2 separate regions of the Homo sapiens genome follow, and region 2 is linked to region 1. Evidence: chromatin loops called from intact Hi-C (ENCODE). Cell type or tissue: pancreas. All regions are shown on one strand.

Region 1 (4,000 bases):
AACCCTGCCCTCTGCAAGCAGAATAGCTGCACAGAAAAGCTTGTCAAGATGTCCTAAATTCAGAGCTCATCCCCAAACATACAATATGCATATGTATGTATGTATACACATGCATATATGTGTGTATAAGTATGTATGTATGAATTACTATGTCTATGAAGGAACAATTTTTATTTCTGAGGCAGCTCTCTAAAGCTGCTTAAGACTGCTGAACTATTTCATCTCTACTCAGCTCTGCTACCTGATAAGATACTAACATCACATGTTTACAGCACACTCCCACTCATCAAACAGAAACTGACCCTGGGGAGGTGTCATATAAAGCGCTACCAACCAACAGACAGGTTCACAGCTCCTCAGCCGACATTGGTAATGAATAACATATTACCCTGGGCCTTGAAGCCCCTTTCAAATCCATTACTGATGACCCTCCCTGTCACTGGGCTGATCTGGAGCTGGTGTTTAATCATAGTCCTGCAGTGACATCAGAGATCTGGCACTGGACTTTGCAGAAGGGCCTGGGGGAGAGGTAATTAATGTTGAGTGCCACTGAGGAACTCCCAAGAGCAGGCATCATGAGCCTCGTCTGCCTTTGAGCAGCCGGCATCCAGGTGAGGTGGTACAATCCGGCCAGCAGCCTGCACTGGAGAGGTTCTGAGGCTGGCTTTGAGCCATTGGGTCCACATGGGCTTGCTGAAGAGATCATCAGCATTTAATCAATCTTCCAAAGGGAAGTTCAACCTGAAGAAGTCAGCCTTCCCTTCAGGCTTCCAGGGCATCTGCTCAATGGCAAAGCAGCTTTAGAAAGAGGGTGCTGACTCTGAGGATGTGTTCCTCCCTCTTCCTTTCCAACAGTCAACGTTGAAGTCAAGATGGCAAAGCAAGAATCCCCTCTGATTGCAAGAAATTGTCAGAAGAAGCTATCCAGTCCTCTGATTGTGGGAATCTGCACCGAGCTGGCTACAGCTCTACAAAGATGAGATTTCCAGGTAACACAGAGTTGAGTTTTGTGTCATCCACATGGGCTGATTTCCCAATTTGGTGACCTGACACATGGCCAAGAGAATAAAGTGATGGGAAAAAAACTCAACTAGAAAATATCAGAGAGAAGAAACATCATGCAGTTTCTTTAAATTGTAGTGAACAAGAGAGTTAACGAAAATCAGCCATTTCATCCCATATGAAAAATAAAATATCTACAGAAAGCCAAAATACTTTTTCCAAACACCATTCTGGAGTCATTTACCACCAACCAACCTTCCAAACAAATCGGTTGTTGATTTGTTTATTTGTTACACAACCAGACACATATGGCTGATGAAAGTAATCAGATGCTGGTGGGGTGAAGACAGAACTCAAAAATAAATTGAACTGAAGAGCTAAACATACTGCAAAAAAGCTCAGGCCTCAGGCACACCTTCCAAGTTGTGTTATTCTATGCTATTCATACCACTTTCCTTATTGATATAAAACAATTTTTGTTTTCTTTTCCAGAAAGAATGCTGCCAATCGCCAGAGGCAGACATGTTTATCAGGCTGTGTATCTTGAAGTCTGACAGAAAATCTGTGGCCTTTGGTACAGCTGAAAAACACTCTGTCAACACCATGGAGAGTGCAAGCCCGTTGTGCTGGCCTCAACCCAAGGAGTGCAGGGGAATGGACAAAAATTTGACTCAAGGCCAAAAATTACAAGAGGAGGGAAAGTCAGACTTGAGGCAAACAAGCCTTTTCCATCGGGTCTGTTTAATATCTCGTGTAAGCATCCAAACCACAAATCGGTCAGTGCTTAGGTGAAAAGACAAGTTTTTCTCCCTTTTGGAAAGCTATTTTGCTTAAGCTCCTATGAATACATCAATTATATTAGCCCTGAGAGTGTCTGTCAGTGCAATGTTAAAAGGTCCACTATTTTTCAGACTGCCCACATCAGAAACAAAATACCCTTCAAACTCTCTGCCCTGAATTGCTTGGGCCAAAGAGAGCTTGAGAGAAAAAGGCATAAACTCCACAACATTGACAGTGAGAAGAGCCACTGGTTTTAAGTAAATTGTAGTCATATTTATCAGCTTAATAAAATCCCCCCAGCACTCGTGTGCCATCAAATTCTTCAATTTCAAATTCAGGAAAAATGGCTCTTTTGTGACAGAAGGTATAAGGCCAAAGGGCAGGTTGTCAGCGAGACCGCCTCCCCTGCAGGCCAGTTGGGCTTGGAGCTTTGGGAAGGCAAGTTTGCAAGAGCCTAGGCCTGTTGCAGAAATACTCTGTCCTCAGCTTTTCCTTCAGGGCCAGGTCCCTGGATTCTTGGATAAGACATTTACAATATGCGGGCACCACACTGAATCAGGACTGTGTGCAGAGAAGCAAACCAGGCCTTTCCACATAGATAGGAAAAAATAATCATAACAGTTCATGGTTATGCAGCTTCCAGTGGACTCCATTGTTACCTGGTAATCATCAGTCAATTGCCATCACCCTTAACCTTAAAGGTGTCACTTTCGTACTTCAGGTATTCTTTCCAAAGTCCCTCTACCCCTTCTTCTCCCTGTCTTATCTGTCCCTGATCTCTGCCACCCTCAGTTGCTTACATTGGCCAACCAGCCTGAAATGGGAGAGGTTGAATCCTTCATGCTATGTGCATAGCCAACATTCCACAAGATTTATGTCACTAAAGCCTGTGAAAATGACAAATGGTGAGAAAGAGGGCCAAAAAGGGAAGCAAAAATAAATCCAACTACGATTTAACAAAGGGCGGCCCAGTATCTGTACCTAGTGGGTACTGTGATATCTTGAGGGACATGAATTTAACAAGAGAAATAAACTGCTGTATGAGGATCTTTAAAATGCTCTTGTTTTCCATTCAAATTCTCTTTAGTAAAGTTGCTTTTTGCCCTGAAGTCATAATCCAATTGTGTCAACGTGGTAATTAAACATCTGGATTGATTAGGTGGGGAAAGGGAGATTATTTTCTAAGATATTTTTTCTAAAAAATAAGCTTAAGAGTAGAAGGGCTCTGGTTTCCCGGAGCTGTCTAGAGTCATGGAAGGAAGGCCGCCAATATGAGGGATGAGGATGGCCACACAGTAGGGTGACTTTTCAATAAAATAACTTTTTTGTTCTTGTCACATTTAGTGAGCTTACTGCAACTACTACCCTACCAAAGTCACTGACTTCAGTAAACCATGGCTCAGCCATATGATGAATCATCCAGATGATCAAAATTATTCTTATGAAGAGCTTTTAACAACAAATACAGATACTTGTGATATAACACTGTGAACAAAAGCAAGATATACAAGGGCATTTGCAGTATAATGACAACTATGAAACCGATCCACATACGAGAACAGCAATACTCCAAAACTTCAAAAGGTGATTAGCTATAGATGGTGGGATTCTAGATGATTTTTGTTATTTTCTAGACCTTGTATTGAGTATTCTATAGTAAGTATGGATTCATTTTTATAATTAAAAATATATTTTTAAATGGAATAAAATCTATAAAAGGCATCACCTACTTCTTTCAAAGGTCACATATTCCTTAATCATGGCTTGAAGCCTCAGAGCTAAAATGGCAGTGTTCAAAATATACATCTGCTTTAGAACCTATTTTCTTCAATCTTTCCTATGATACTTAAAATTTCATAGACCTTCACAGAAATGTGGGAGGAAATCTGTTAGTGACTTTGTACACGCACCCAGATGATCTGGAACTGGTACTCTCCAGTGAAGCAGCCACTGGTCACTGAGGCTACCAAGCACTCGAAATGTGTCTGGTCCAAGCTGAGATGAGCTCTGAGAATGAAATACACACCAGCTATTGAATATATGGGAAGGGGCAAAAAATGTAAAATATCTCAATACTAACTTTATATTGATTACATGTTGAAGTGATATTTTTGAGATATTGCATTTAATGAAAAATACTATTAAATAATTTCACCTTTTTTTTAATGTGTAATATAATGTAATATGTAAAATGAGCTATGTAGCTCACATTAGCGCT
Region 2 (4,000 bases), 250 kb before region 1:
TTACTTTAACTCCTTGTCAGCCCTAAACACTTTAAATGTCTTAATTGCAGATCTAAATCATTGCGGCTGCCATCGGTTTTTCACTTTGAATGCAGATGTCCCTGAACTGAGGCTTTGTCAGACTTCACCTCGTAAGGGCAGCCTGCCTATTTAATAAATCGTTGCATCATGTCAAGGGCTCCTGCCCGGACTTACAGGTCGCCTTTCGTGAGGAGCAGTCAGGGTGAGGGAAACTGTGTGGCTGAATTCGTCTGTTGGCCCAGCCACATCAGGCATCCCTCCACTCCAAAGATCTCCTTCCTGCTAGGAGCTGGTGCGTCTGCTGCATGGTTGTTCATTTGCACAGCTTTATGGAGGTATTATTTACGTATCATAAAACTCACTCTTTTGAAGTCAAAACTCAATGATTTTTTTCATAAATATTCAGAGTTGTGAAACCATCACTGCAATCTAATTTTAGAGCAATTCCATCACCCCCAAAATAAACCTCATGCCCATTTGTAGTCATTCCCTCTTCCCACCTCTGGCCCATGGCAGTCACTAATTTTTCTGTCTCTATAGATTTGCCTTTTCTGGACATTTTATATACATGGAATCATACAATATGTGATCTGATCTTTTTTACTTTGCATAACTTTGAGATGTGTTCATGTAGCAAGGAGCAATACTTTTTTCATTGTAAGTAATATTCCACTGTGTAGATATACCATATTTTGTTCACCCAGGCATCCACTGATAGACATTCATCTGGGTCACTTCCACTTTGCAGCTATTATGAAACAACCTTCTGTGAACATATGGGTATTTTTTAATGAATTGGAGGTCAGATTGCTATTGTCATTCACAGTCAACTTTAAGTTGGGCTTACTCTTTTTTCAAGAAGTCACCCATATTTTTGTTAAAGCTGCCTATTGGAACATTCCAGAATAAAGTAGACTCCTGAGGGCTTCAAAAAATAATATTTATCAGAGTGAGACCCTCGGTAATTCCAGGGCATCAAGTGGTTAAACATAAGGGAGGGAACCATTGGAAGGAAGTTTCAAGACCAAGAGCGATTTGAAGAGCAGCAGGAGCCCCTTCTATGCCAGTCGTGACCCAGAGTTTAAAGAGCTCAGACCCACATGCGCCTACCACGCAAGTGTTCCTTCTGGCAGCCTCGGCACTGCCGGACTTCTGCAAGCCCTGCTTTCTTAAATAACATGGGGGCTACTCAGGGAGAAGTCAAGTTGGAAGTGGCAGGGGAGGTGAACAGGTCGTAACACAGGGAACGGAGTTGTCAGGCTTTGTTTATTTTCATGTCTTCTAAGACTTCAGCGACTGATAGGAGAGGCCAGCCATTCTGCCATCGAGGAAGGAGTGTTGTACTTGATGCGGAAGCAGCTAGATCAAAAGGCGCCCTTCTGTGTTGCCCCAAATCACCCATCTAGAGCCATGAAAAATCCGTGTCATGAGAAATCCTTTCCCCAGAAATCATCATGGAAAGCAGGCATATAAAAGGCAAACTGGTTTAGGAAATGTAATGTTGATCAAAAGGAAAGCCCCGCGTCCTGGGCCTGGCACAGCTCTAACTCTGACTGTGGCCTTGGGCAGGTCACTCACCACTCTGGGCCTCGGCTTCCTCGTTGCGAAATGAGAGAGATTGACATCTGGATTTCTGCCTGAGGTTTTTTTTCCCACATTCAATATTCTGTTTCTCTGAAGACTATGAAAACTGAAACTTTTGAAACCCATATTTAAAAGTGAAACCAGTAGCATCATCCCATTGGCAATCAAGCTACTGATGTCAAGAGGCATGATCTGGAATGCCAAAGGGTGAATAATTAGCATAAGGAACACAAGGTTTTTAAAATGTTGCCCAGTGGCACCCCTCCTTTATTTTGCAGATAGGAAAATTGTGGTTGGTTTTTTTACATATTCTCTTGCAGGTTGTTTAGCTTCTTTGTGTCGGAGTTAGGAATTGACCTAACATTTTAGGACTTCCAGACCTTTTACTGTATCAATTAATCCAGATTGCCTAGGAGAAAAGAAAATAATCATTCAAGAGCCTGTATAAAATAGGCCAGCATTTAAAAAAAAAAAAAGGAAGAAACTCTGACCTTCTAGCCAAAAACAAAAGCCATATTATTCTTGTTTTTGCTTTATGATTTCGGTTCTTATTGGAATGATGAAATCCTGCTGAAGAAAGAGGATGAAGGGTGGTTACAGTCTGATAATAAATGATGAGGCTGATGGACACCCAAGAAGAAAGAATGTTCCTGTTGAGAAGAACGTCAGCATGTCTCTTCCTCCCTTTTCCTCAGTTGCTTATGTCCTCTCTTGCCCATGGAGCCATCTGACATCTCTTGGCCAGGCTCTCAGACACATAGCCAGCTTTGGAGGGCTTAACACGCTTTCATTAGGACTTTCAAGTACATATCTTGCTGGAAGCCAGCGATCTCGGTCCACTTCCCCATGGCAACAACCAGCCTTAGAGTTCACAGGGATGCCTGCTCCTTTGAACTCCGTACAGAGTATTCCAGAGCCCTGGATTTTGACTGTCCTCCAAAGCCAGTGGCCAGCCTGGTAGTGAAAGAAATCTGGGGACAGATGGTATGAAATTGAAATCACATAATCACTACCCTCTCCCAAATGCTGGCCTGTTATATTAGCGAGTCTCCACAAAGTTCTGTGGCACTCATGCTGGTCTTGCTGGAGGCCTGCATCTTAAACAAGGGCGCCTGAACATCAGGGCTGATGAAGAGCTGGCCCATTAAAGAGGAATTTCATCAACGTCGTGTGGTCCCTCCGTGACCATCAGAACCACATGTGCATTTGAAGAAGTCCTCATGCCACTGGACCAATGACAAGGTCTCTTTCAACTTAGACCCATCTGTTGTTGAAAAACTACTGTATTTGTGAGAAGCCATTCTGAGGTGGAAAGGGAGTCTGATCTTTGGGGGAAAACATGGCTACAGGGGTTCTTTCCTCTGAAAATCTGTAAATTTAGCTAAAAGTTACTTCAGGAGAAAAAGCCATTGGTAGCAAGAACTTGGCATCATGGAAAGATCCCAACATCCTCTTTTGATTTACTGTAGATGTCTGGCAACTTCTCTTTGCTTCCCCTCTCTCAATTGTAAGATAGAAATGGTCAGTGTTCATGTTATAAACCAACATTTGCCTGCCCGAGCTGAATTCTTGTCAACCTCTGAAGCTACTGAGTGGGGAATGAAAGAAAGTGAGGGGAGGAGGAAGGCCCCTGGTGCACCCTGGAGGAACAGCACAGATTCCAGCTGAAATCTACATGAGGCTGGCTGATTCCACTTCTTCCAATCCTCAACTTTCATCAATGCCAGCAACAGCATATGGGACAATAGGATGCTTTGGTTGGCATCGACTCCTGGCCTGATGGTGTTAGTTTATTTTCATGGCAAATAATTATATTCTCTCCTTTCCTAAATATTTCAAAATGGTGCAAATAATATATAAATCCATAGGCATAAAAGTCATTAGATTCTTCAAGCAAGGGATTTTTAAGAATACACAAAATGACATATTAGATTTCTCCAAGCTCTTACTCAAAAAAAGCAAATAAACATTTATTTATTAAAACATGCTTGTCTCATTTTACCCTATTGTCATCCAAAAGGAGGAACAAAGGCAGAGAATTTGGAGTTTAATAATTTGTATTTTAAAGTGCCTCTTCCACTGCTTACTACTTGGATGATTAAAAAGAGTCTGAATTTCAGTTGTCTTATTTGAAAAAGTCAGTATGATAATAGTAAATAAAAACAAGAGCAATTTTAAGGGATTCTTGTAAACATTAAAAAAGTTATTATTATAAATATTAAAAGTACATGCTTTTTAAATTGTAAAGCCTTAAACAAAAACTGGTTATTATTGTCCATGGAGAGTAAAAGTGAATTCACCAAAACATCTGGAAAAGGTTTGTCTTTTGCACAGGGTTGTTTTTAGTGCGAGATGAAGAGAAAAATTCTGAGAATAGCATGATGAGAAGTGAGCT

What was found. A loop is a pair of places that touch in the nucleus more often than their neighbours do. Peaks named below come from ENCODE experiments on the same cell type or tissue, not always from the same donor. Only the 100,000 strongest peaks of a DNase experiment are listed, where the experiment ranks them.
Region 2: it touches region 1 in a loop (4-fold over the local background); 1 of 110 quality-filtered maps calls a loop at or near these places.

What each region holds. Positions count from the first base shown.
Region 1 is chr7:25,845,234-25,849,233 of GRCh38, forward strand. No RefSeq gene overlaps it. Among named protein-coding and RNA genes, the nearest start is that of LINC03007, 57 kb to the left of the region's middle. In pancreas, no CTCF peak of the experiment used is centred here; a DNase peak (open chromatin) is centred at 1,628; H3K27ac peaks cover 3,454 bases.
Region 2 is chr7:25,596,487-25,600,486 of GRCh38, forward strand. All of the region lies in intron 3 of LINC03007 (long intergenic non-protein coding RNA 3007), which reads right to left. Among named protein-coding and RNA genes, the nearest start is that of LINC03007, 190 kb to the right of the region's middle. In pancreas, no CTCF peak of the experiment used is centred here; a DNase peak (open chromatin) is centred at 1,585; H3K27ac peaks cover 1,596 bases.